Linked DNA regions of Homo sapiens: region 1 is linked to region 2. Evidence: chromatin loops called from intact Hi-C (ENCODE). Cell type or tissue: heart right ventricle. All regions are shown on one strand. Each heading gives the region's core, and the rest is flanking DNA. Links, peaks and the distances in the headings are about the cores only.

Region 1 (4,387 bases), core at 297-4,296, 130 kb after region 2:
GCTGGGCAGGAACTCCCCAGGGGTGCCAAGCAGAGCAGGTAGTTGGCTAAGTTTGCCTCCAGGAAAGAAGTCCCTGGAGAGCGAGCTGGTTCTAGAAAGCTCCATTATTATATTCCTATTGCTTTTGGCGAATATATGTAGAACAGAATTTTGACAATGAAATTTTCAGGTGCTCTTTTGGCCATCAAAATAACCAGCTCTTGGCTGGGCACAGTGGCTTGCCCTTGTAATTCCAGTGTTTTGGGAGGCCAAGGCAGGGGACTGCGTGAGCCCAGGAGTTTGAGACTAGCCTGGGCAACATAGTGAAACCCCATCTCTACAAAAAATACAAAGTTAGAAGAGTATGGTGGCATGCGCCTGTGGTCACAGCTACTTGGGAAGCTGTGACCCAAGTCACAGGAGGATCGCTTGAGCCCAGGAGTTCAGGGCTGTAGTGAGCTATGATTGTGCTACTGTGCTCCAGCCTGGGAGACAGAGTGACATCAGGTCTCTGAAATATTAAAATTAAAAAGCCCAAACCAACTCTGCTTTTCACTCTTTCAGTTTCATTTCTTGCTGTCCTCTCTGTCCTCTCACCCAGGGTAACATTTTTAAAGTGCCGCTATTGTGTTAAGAATTGGATTTATTCTCTGTGTTAAATTCTCTCAGCATTAACTACAGACTCTGTTATGTAAATAAGGTAAATTATCAGGATGAGAAGTGAGACTCTAATTTATGAGTTTATCATGTCTCTTTAAAAAGCTGCTAGGTGCTATCCTAACTTATTAGGCTTGAAGGATTCTGGGGGATTGGCATATTGTTACTGTTGTGGACTTTGTTTGCCTTGATCATACCCATTTTACAGATGAGAAAAGTGAGGCTGGGATTGGGGCTCAAATGCGTGCTCAGAGTCACATAAGTAGGTTGGAAGGTGACGCTACAGACACGGTAAATTGTGAAGGCCTGCTGGTAAGGCACGAGTGATTTGAATGACACTCTTTTTTTTTTTTTCCTAGTGATTCCTGTCAGAATCACCATTTTTGGTAAACAAACCAAGCCCAGAACCTGATAATTATGGAGCATTCTACACTGACAGTTCTTTGAGACAAATTTCCTCTTGGCATTTACACTGTGGCTTTAGCTTTCAAACCAGAGGTTCCTCTTACCCAGCAAAAAGTGAGTTATACGCTTTCTTAATGTTATAACGTTACCATGGATGATCCTGAACTTGCCGAGGATAGCAGAGACGGGTGGGCAGAACAGGAAAGAATCAGATCAGAGACTGTAAAAAGTAACTTAAAAAAAAATAATTCTGGCAGAGACAGAATTTGAAGGTACTTGTGCACATCAGAACACTGGACTTGCTTTTTTCTGGGAGCAGGAATGCTGCTTAATTAGATCAGAGAAGAATGCAAGTGGTCCATACATTTAGATCTACAATGCGTGGTTTCCAGACCTGCAGCTTGTTTTGCTGCGCTTCATCATGGAGTCATAGAAGGGCAGAGCTGGAGGACCGAGTGAGGGACCTGGTGCCATATCCCTACAGACAGGCAATTGGAGACTCCCGTAGGTTAAGGGCTGCAGAGCCTGGACCAATGCCCAGAATCTCTGAGCTTTTTATCTTACACCATGAAGTGACAGATGCTGGCAGATGTTAGACCTTTGTGCTTAACTGTTTAACCACACAGCACCCGACTTCTGTATGCAGCGAGGTTCTAGAGTTTCCAAAACACGGGTCTCCTCTCCCACCTCAGCCTCCTAGCATAAAACTAGACACATCCTCATGCTTTTGAGGTCTAATCATTGGATTTTGTTCCTTTCAGATGGCTTTCCCGAAGATGAGATTGATGTATATTTGCCTTCTGGTTCTGGGGGCTCTTTGTTTGTATTTTAGCATGTACAGTCTAAATCCTTTCAAAGAACAGTCCTTTGTTTACAAGAAAGACGGGAACTTCCTTAAGCTCCCAGATACAGACTGCAGGCAGACACCTCCCTTCCTCGTCCTGCTGGTGACCTCATCCCACAAACAGTTGGCTGAGCGCATGGCCATCCGGCAGACGTGGGGGAAAGAGAGGATGGTGAAGGGAAAGCAGCTGAAGACATTCTTCCTCCTGGGGACCACCAGCAGTGCAGCGGAAACGAAAGAGGTGGACCAGGAGAGCCAGCGACACGGGGACATTATCCAGAAGGATTTCCTAGACGTCTATTACAATCTGACCCTGAAGACCATGATGGGCATAGAATGGGTCCATCGCTTTTGTCCTCAGGCGGCGTTTGTGATGAAAACAGACTCAGACATGTTCATCAATGTTGACTATCTGACTGAACTGCTTCTGAAGAAAAACAGAACAACCAGGTTTTTCACTGGCTTCTTGAAACTCAATGAGTTTCCCATCAGGCAGCCATTCAGCAAGTGGTTTGTCAGTAAATCTGAATATCCGTGGGACAGGTACCCACCATTCTGCTCCGGCACCGGCTACGTGTTTTCTGGCGACGTGGCGAGTCAGGTGTACAATGTCTCCAAGAGCGTCCCATACATTAAACTGGAAGACGTGTTTGTGGGGCTCTGCCTCGAAAGGCTGAACATCAGATTGGAGGAGCTCCACTCCCAGCCGACCTTTTTTCCAGGGGGCTTACGCTTCTCCGTATGCCTCTTCAGGAGGATCGTGGCCTGCCACTTCATCAAGCCTCGGACTCTCTTGGACTACTGGCAGGCTCTAGAGAATTCCCGGGGGGAAGATTGTCCGCCTGTCTGAGGGGAGCCCAGAGGCACATCCGGACAAGTTTCAGATAACCCGTGGGGATAGTTTTTGCTAGATTTTGGAAGAGGGGGCGGGACAGAGGATGCTGTTCTTCAGTGCTGAAATCCACGCCAGAATGTCGGTGTTCATGAAGTCACTGATTAGTTCCCACTTGGTGCCCCAGGCAATAATAGGCCCGTCTCTTGGGCACGCACACTCTTCATACTAAGTGTTTGACATACACCTGGATTTTTGCATTTCAGGGGTCAGTATCCTATGACATGATGGGTGTTACCATCCTAATTTTACAGGCAAGGACACAGCAGCTGCGAGAGGTACAGAAACTTGTCCCAAGGCTCACAGCCAGTAGGCATAGGAGCGGGAATGAAAATCGAGCACTGTCAGAATCTGGTGGGCAGCCCCTGACTTGAACCACTCCCACGTGCTGCCTCCCTTAGGAGGGGACACTGATGATGAGGTCTCGGAGCCGGCATCCTTCCATCCCTGTCGAGTCCCCTCCACCTCAGCTCCCAGTCCTTGTGCTTTTTGGAGCTAAGCCTGGGATGACCAAATTCACCCCAGCTCCTTCATTCACAGGGCTGGATGTAGCTGGGATTGAGTCCATGTTATCGGCTCGGTACTCAACACAACCCAAGTTTCATCCGAGGAAATGTCCCCGCAGTGGATGCAGCTCACATGCTGAGGAACACCCAGCTCTGGACAGAGTTCTTATAAATGTATAAATTAGGCTCAGAAACCACTGCATTCTGACCTGCTGTACAGACTGCCCACACTGCTGACCTGCCTAGCGAGCAGGACATCCCTTCTGAGCCATCTGCTGCTCTCTCATTTCATCACCCCAACTGTCCCTTGTTTTTGATCAATGGGGACCAGCCACTGCCCCAGGAGCACTTTAGGGCTCTCAGTTCAAACTGAAGGACAGTTGAACTCAGATGGGGTTCATGTGGGATTCTGGGAGCTTTCTGGGAATTCAGTTGGAGTCAAGTCAGGATGCTCTCAAGGACCCCTCGGGCTCAGAGCCCTAAAGTGGGCCCTGGTGAAGCAGGGTGGTCCTGCGTCCACTTCCCAAGCCTGAGCCAAGCTCATCTTCATTGAATGTCTCATTTGGCCGAGGAACAACTGAACTTTGTGGTTTGCTGTTTAGCCTTCAGTTTGCTCCGCTGCCTCCTACCCAGAGGTTTGTGCGAGCCTGTGTTGCAGGGTTGTATAAAACCAAGGTACTTCGTTAGTTTTGCCCATTCAGCCATGGTCACGTGACATGCAAAGTAATCTTGCTCCTAATTATAGAAATGATTTTTCTTTTAATTTTTTACTTTACCAGACTTTACTTTGTACTCAGAGAAGAGGCCTCACATGGCTGTGTCACATATAAATGTTGGACTAAACTCTTACTTGAACTCAGGAAAAGTTACTTGCTGCAAAATGGTTTTGACCATGTTCAATTGCAAAAGTACGTCTGATATCCTATTTTGCATACCATTTCTTGTGTTTGGATTAAGCTGCTTCTTTGTAGATGTGTTTCCTCATCCTGGCTGCTCTGAACGCACTGGGTCATGTTCAGAAAAGCCTCCTTCTCAGGTGGAAAAAATCAGGGACTGAGCTTGTCTTTTGAAGCCCAAATTTAAGAGCCACGCCTCTCGGTTCCA
Region 2 (4,387 bases), core at 312-4,311:
CCAGTACTCTGGGAGGCCGAGGTGGGCGGATCACGAGATCAGGAGATCGAGACCATCCTGGCTAACACAGTGAAACCCCATCTCTACTAAAAATATAAAAAATTAGCTGGGCATGGTGGCAGGCACCTGTAGTCCCAGCTACTCAGGAGGCTGAGGCAGGAAAATGGCATGAACCTGAGAGGTGGAGCTTGCAGTGAGCCAAGATCACTGCACTGCACTCTAGCCTGGGAGACAGAGCAACACTCTGTCTCAAAAAAATAGAACAAAACTCTGATGAATTCTTCAGTATGCCAATTGCATTAGAAGTCTACCTAGTATTCTATTGTACTGCAGCCAAGCTGGCACTCAAATCATTAGACACAGTCTCTCCCGTTTCAACAGGCAGAGGAGCCTCAGTCACATGGCCACTATTGCCACAGGCCCACGAGGAGTACTGCCAGGCTCCTGCCAACGTTCACTTAAGGCCCAAGGGCTCTTCAGTCAGTTTGTGGCTCTTCAGTCAGATTCTGGTTAGGCCCCAGGAACTAGAGTCTTTTTAAAAGCTCCCCCAGCCTGCTGCCTTGAAGGATGCTGAAGTCCCTGCACTTGCTAACACCAACAGCCCAGGGGAGCTGGGTCCTGCCTCCACCAGCATTCCAGTGGTGGAGCTTCAATGAGGCTGGGCACCATGTACAGTGCCGAAGACCTCCTGATCACTCATGGGTACAAACTGTTGAGAGACCTCCCAGCACCACGCAGGGATAACCCTGAGGGATGCCAGCCAGCAAAGACAAGGATGCGAGTGGTCTGTGGCCTGCTGAATAGGCATGAGGATGGCCCTGCGGCCTTTGCACATCATAAGACACCTGCTGGGAAAGGGCGTGGGAGTGACTCTGAAAGCTGCCGCGCCACACTGAGAGGCCACGGGGATCCCCAGAGCACTTCTGCTTCTAGAACCTCTGAGGCAGGGCTTCATAATCAACCAACCCCAGACTGTTAATGACCAAGCCAACTGGAGAAGAGGAGCGCGGGAAGTCAGCAGCCTGCTGGGTCCGAGGGACCCAGAAGACCTGCAGGAATGACCCAAGCCCACAGTCCGCCCGTCCACATGAGGCAGCGTCCATAGGAAGTCAGAGGAAGGGCAGAGGATGTGACGAATAAGACAACTTGGGGCCGGGTGCAGTGGCTCACTTCTGTAATCCCAGCACTTTGGGAGGCTGAGAGGGGTGGATCACTTGAGGTCAGGAGTTCGAGACCAGCCTGGCCAACATGATGAAACCCCGTCTCTACTAAAAGTACAAAAATTAGCCTGGTGTGGTGGTGGGAGCCTGTAATCCCAGCTACTTGGGAGACTGAGGCAGGAGGATCGCTTGAACTCAGAAGGCAGGGGTTTGAGCTGAGAACACACCACTGCACTCAGCCTGGGCAACAGAGAGAAACTCGGTCTCAAATAAATAGATAAATAAGAAGGCAGCTTGGGAAGAAGAATTGAGAATGTTGGGTCCTGCCAAGTGGCTGAACGTCTGCAACCAGCCAAGGAAATTCAGGTGGCGGGTGTCTGATGGTGATGGGAAGAAATTATTTCAAGATCTGTTACTGTTCATTCAAGGAGAACACGTGTCGAATTCTCAAAACAAAGAGAAATCCCAATTATTGCCTAGAACTCTCCCCTCTCCCACCCCCATAGCCCTCCGACCCACAGCCTGAATTGCACAGAAATTTCCATTCCATTAAATGACAGACATTTACCTAAAATGTCACAGTATTCTCCCAATTATGCAACAAATTTGAAATTCACAAGTGACCCTGAGAAGGGTGGCTCCTTGGCCTCTTTTCCTCAGCCTAAGTTTGGGAGACCCCTCAAGCCCCCATCTGACGGCTTGCACCACCAGTCCCATAGGGAGTAGAAAGTGGTGACTATCAGGACAGCCAGCAGCGGATCCATAAGTCCCCAGGCATGAGCTCTGCATGTCTGACTTTGGATTGGAGCCTCCAGTAGGTACCTCCACCATCACACAGGTCACCCCCCAGCACATCCCAAGCCCCTACTTGGAAGACACAGTGCTCACTCATATGTGGCATTCACGGTCAGCAGCAGCCTCCAACTGAGAAGGCCGGGCTGGTGGTCGGCTTCCTTGTGGCCCCCTTGGAACTGGGCCCTGCAAACACCCTCTTACCTCAGGGCTCCCTCCACACCTCCAATCTGCCACTGCCCATGACAGCTTCATTCAGTACATTCCCTTTGATGACCCAAGGATATGACATATCAAACCAGCTCAACCCCAGGGTTTCTTTGAGGACACAAGGTTTGGTGATGAATCTTATAACTCCAGTCCTGTCACTGACCAAGAGCCAGCTCATGGAAAAATGCTGATGGTGCCATTTGGAATCCACAGAGCCTGATAGCCTTGTCAGGGAATAAGAGAGGCCCGGCCTTGGCTGATCCTAGCCCCTTGTGGCCATGGGTCCAGCTTCCCAGAAATAGAGAAAATGGTGGCTTTCCTGACCAAAGAGACAGCTGTGTCATGAGAGGATGGCAGCCTGACGTGAGGGGCAGCCCTCACAGACACGCAGAAAGCCAAGTTTCTTCCCCAAGCCCACAGGGCGAGGGCACTCATGAAACTCAAACCAAACTCAAAAAGTTTGAAACTGGGATTCGGACCAAGAAAAGTTCAAAGAAGTAAATGAAAACCAAACAAAAAACAAGACTGTATTTTGTTTGATTTTCATCCCTGTGAAATCAGAATCACAGCTGCCAGATACAGGTACGGACAACAATGACTTAAATCTGAGTGGGTCTGATGAGAGCACAGCTCTGCAACCACAGAGTCTGCTGAGCATGTCCTCCAGCGACCTGGGGCTGCAGGCTGTCACAGGAAGCATGGGTGGGAGAATGGAGCTCCAGAAACAAGATCTGGGGGTGGGGATCAGAAGAAGATAAAGCAATCAATGACCTTGGATTCATTTACCTTACAAAGCACAGTGAACTCCAGCATTCTGGCTCTTGGCCAGGGCACCAGTACAGAGATCAGCAAACACAAACCAGTTTCCCCAAAGAATCCCAAAGCTCGCAGCTCCTTCCTGTTGCAAAGCTGGGAGGGTCTAGTGTGTCCCTGACTCCAAAATGTTTGGACCCTGCTGCCTCCGAAGCTCAGATGCACACGGCAGTCCCTTCTGGTGACCACAAATAGAGGTGAAGTGCCTGCAACCTGAAAGGTCACAGGTCCCTCAGCCCAGCCGGCAACAGTGCTTTTCCAAGGACTTCCTTGTCCATAAATCAGGCACTGATGACAAAAGCAGGCTGAAGTCAGCCCTGTGTGGGTGTCTGTGGGCATGCAGTCCATCCCGGCCCAAGTGGGAGGTGGTGAAGGAGGTACCCACATGTCTGTGCAACAGCAAACAATGATTTGGGCGTTTTCTCCTGACACCAGTCAGCCATTGTGCCTGGGCTTATTAAGTTAACGAGTAAGTTTTAACAAGGAGCTTCAAGAAGACAAAGAAGGAAGACAAAGAAAACAGCTGCTGCAGCAATGAGGAAACGGAGGCGGAACAGCAGCAGGAAAACTGTGCTGACCCCAGACTGGAGAATTCAGGCTTCTGTGCAAACAGCCCGGAAATGAGTTGAGCAACAGCCAAGGATGTGGGTGCTGGAGGACCCTGGGTTTAGTTGGGAAAAGGTAGACATAAGTCTGAGAGCTGAGGTGAGGAGCTGGAACCTGGCCACCTGCGTGTCTGGCCTCTGTCCCTGGGTCCCTCTCAGGTGGAGACGACAGCCATGCATCCTCCGGGCAGCAGATGAAAGCTTGAGAGCAGAAGAGAGACACCAGAAGGTTGGCAATGGAGGTAATGAGCCCAGGTCCTGCAAAGAGAGTGATGTCTTCAAGATCAAGTGACACAAAACCAGTGCCCCTCTCCTATCCGGCTGAGCCAAGGCGTCCCAGGAAAGTCAGAAACTTACCAGCACTTTCAGTTCTGTGAAACTGAGTGAAGTGGCCCCTTGGAAGGTTGATAGTGGTGGAGAGAGGGACACAGTGCTCCCGCTGTCCCTGACTAACCAGAACCGAGGGCTCTTGGCACCAGACTTTACAGGCTATGGTGTTCACCACAGGGCAAGAGTAGAGTGAGCCAGCAAGCTAGAGGGGTCTTTGAGGGAAGTGGATGCAATAGAAACCCTCCAGGCAAGTCCCTGCAAGTGAGGGCTGTGAGGATCCTGGGCATTGAATGGCGGTGGCATTTCTCCTGCCAGTGCCCTGAGGGTGGAGGCAGAACCAGCCTCCCTGAGGTGAGCGTCTGCAGCCCAGAGGCCCCCAGGCAAGAGTCGCTGTCCAGCTCAGCACTGGCTGATGGCCTTATGGTGTCCACTGGTGCCTTTTATGGCAGGAGAAAGTGTGGCTGGACTGAAAGCCCT

The links. Peaks named below come from ENCODE experiments on the same cell type or tissue, not always from the same donor. Only the 100,000 strongest peaks of a DNase experiment are listed, where the experiment ranks them.
Region 1: a loop joins it to region 2, with 3 times the contacts of the local background. A loop is called at or near these places in 1 of 110 quality-filtered maps.

Annotation. Positions count from the first base shown.
Region 1 is chr21:39,658,758-39,663,144 of GRCh38, forward strand. B3GALT5 (beta-1,3-galactosyltransferase 5) reads left to right here. Exons shown (of 4, transcript NM_001356336.2): 3 at 996-1,155; 4 at 1,803-4,387. The coding sequence starts at 1,803. The coding sequence ends at 2,735. Among named protein-coding and RNA genes, the nearest start is that of B3GALT5, 48 kb to the left of the region's middle. In heart right ventricle, for the core only: no CTCF peak of the experiment used is centred there; DNase peaks (open chromatin) are centred at 1,574 and 2,024; H3K4me3 peaks cover 925 bases; H3K27ac peaks cover 1,893 bases.
Region 2 is chr21:39,524,916-39,529,302 of GRCh38, forward strand. It overlaps the pseudogene JCADP1. Among named protein-coding and RNA genes, the nearest start is that of SH3BGR, 75 kb to the left of the region's middle. RefSeq lists an enhancer at 2,763-3,758. In heart right ventricle, for the core only: no CTCF peak of the experiment used is centred there; no DNase peak of the experiment used is centred there; H3K27ac peaks cover 455 bases.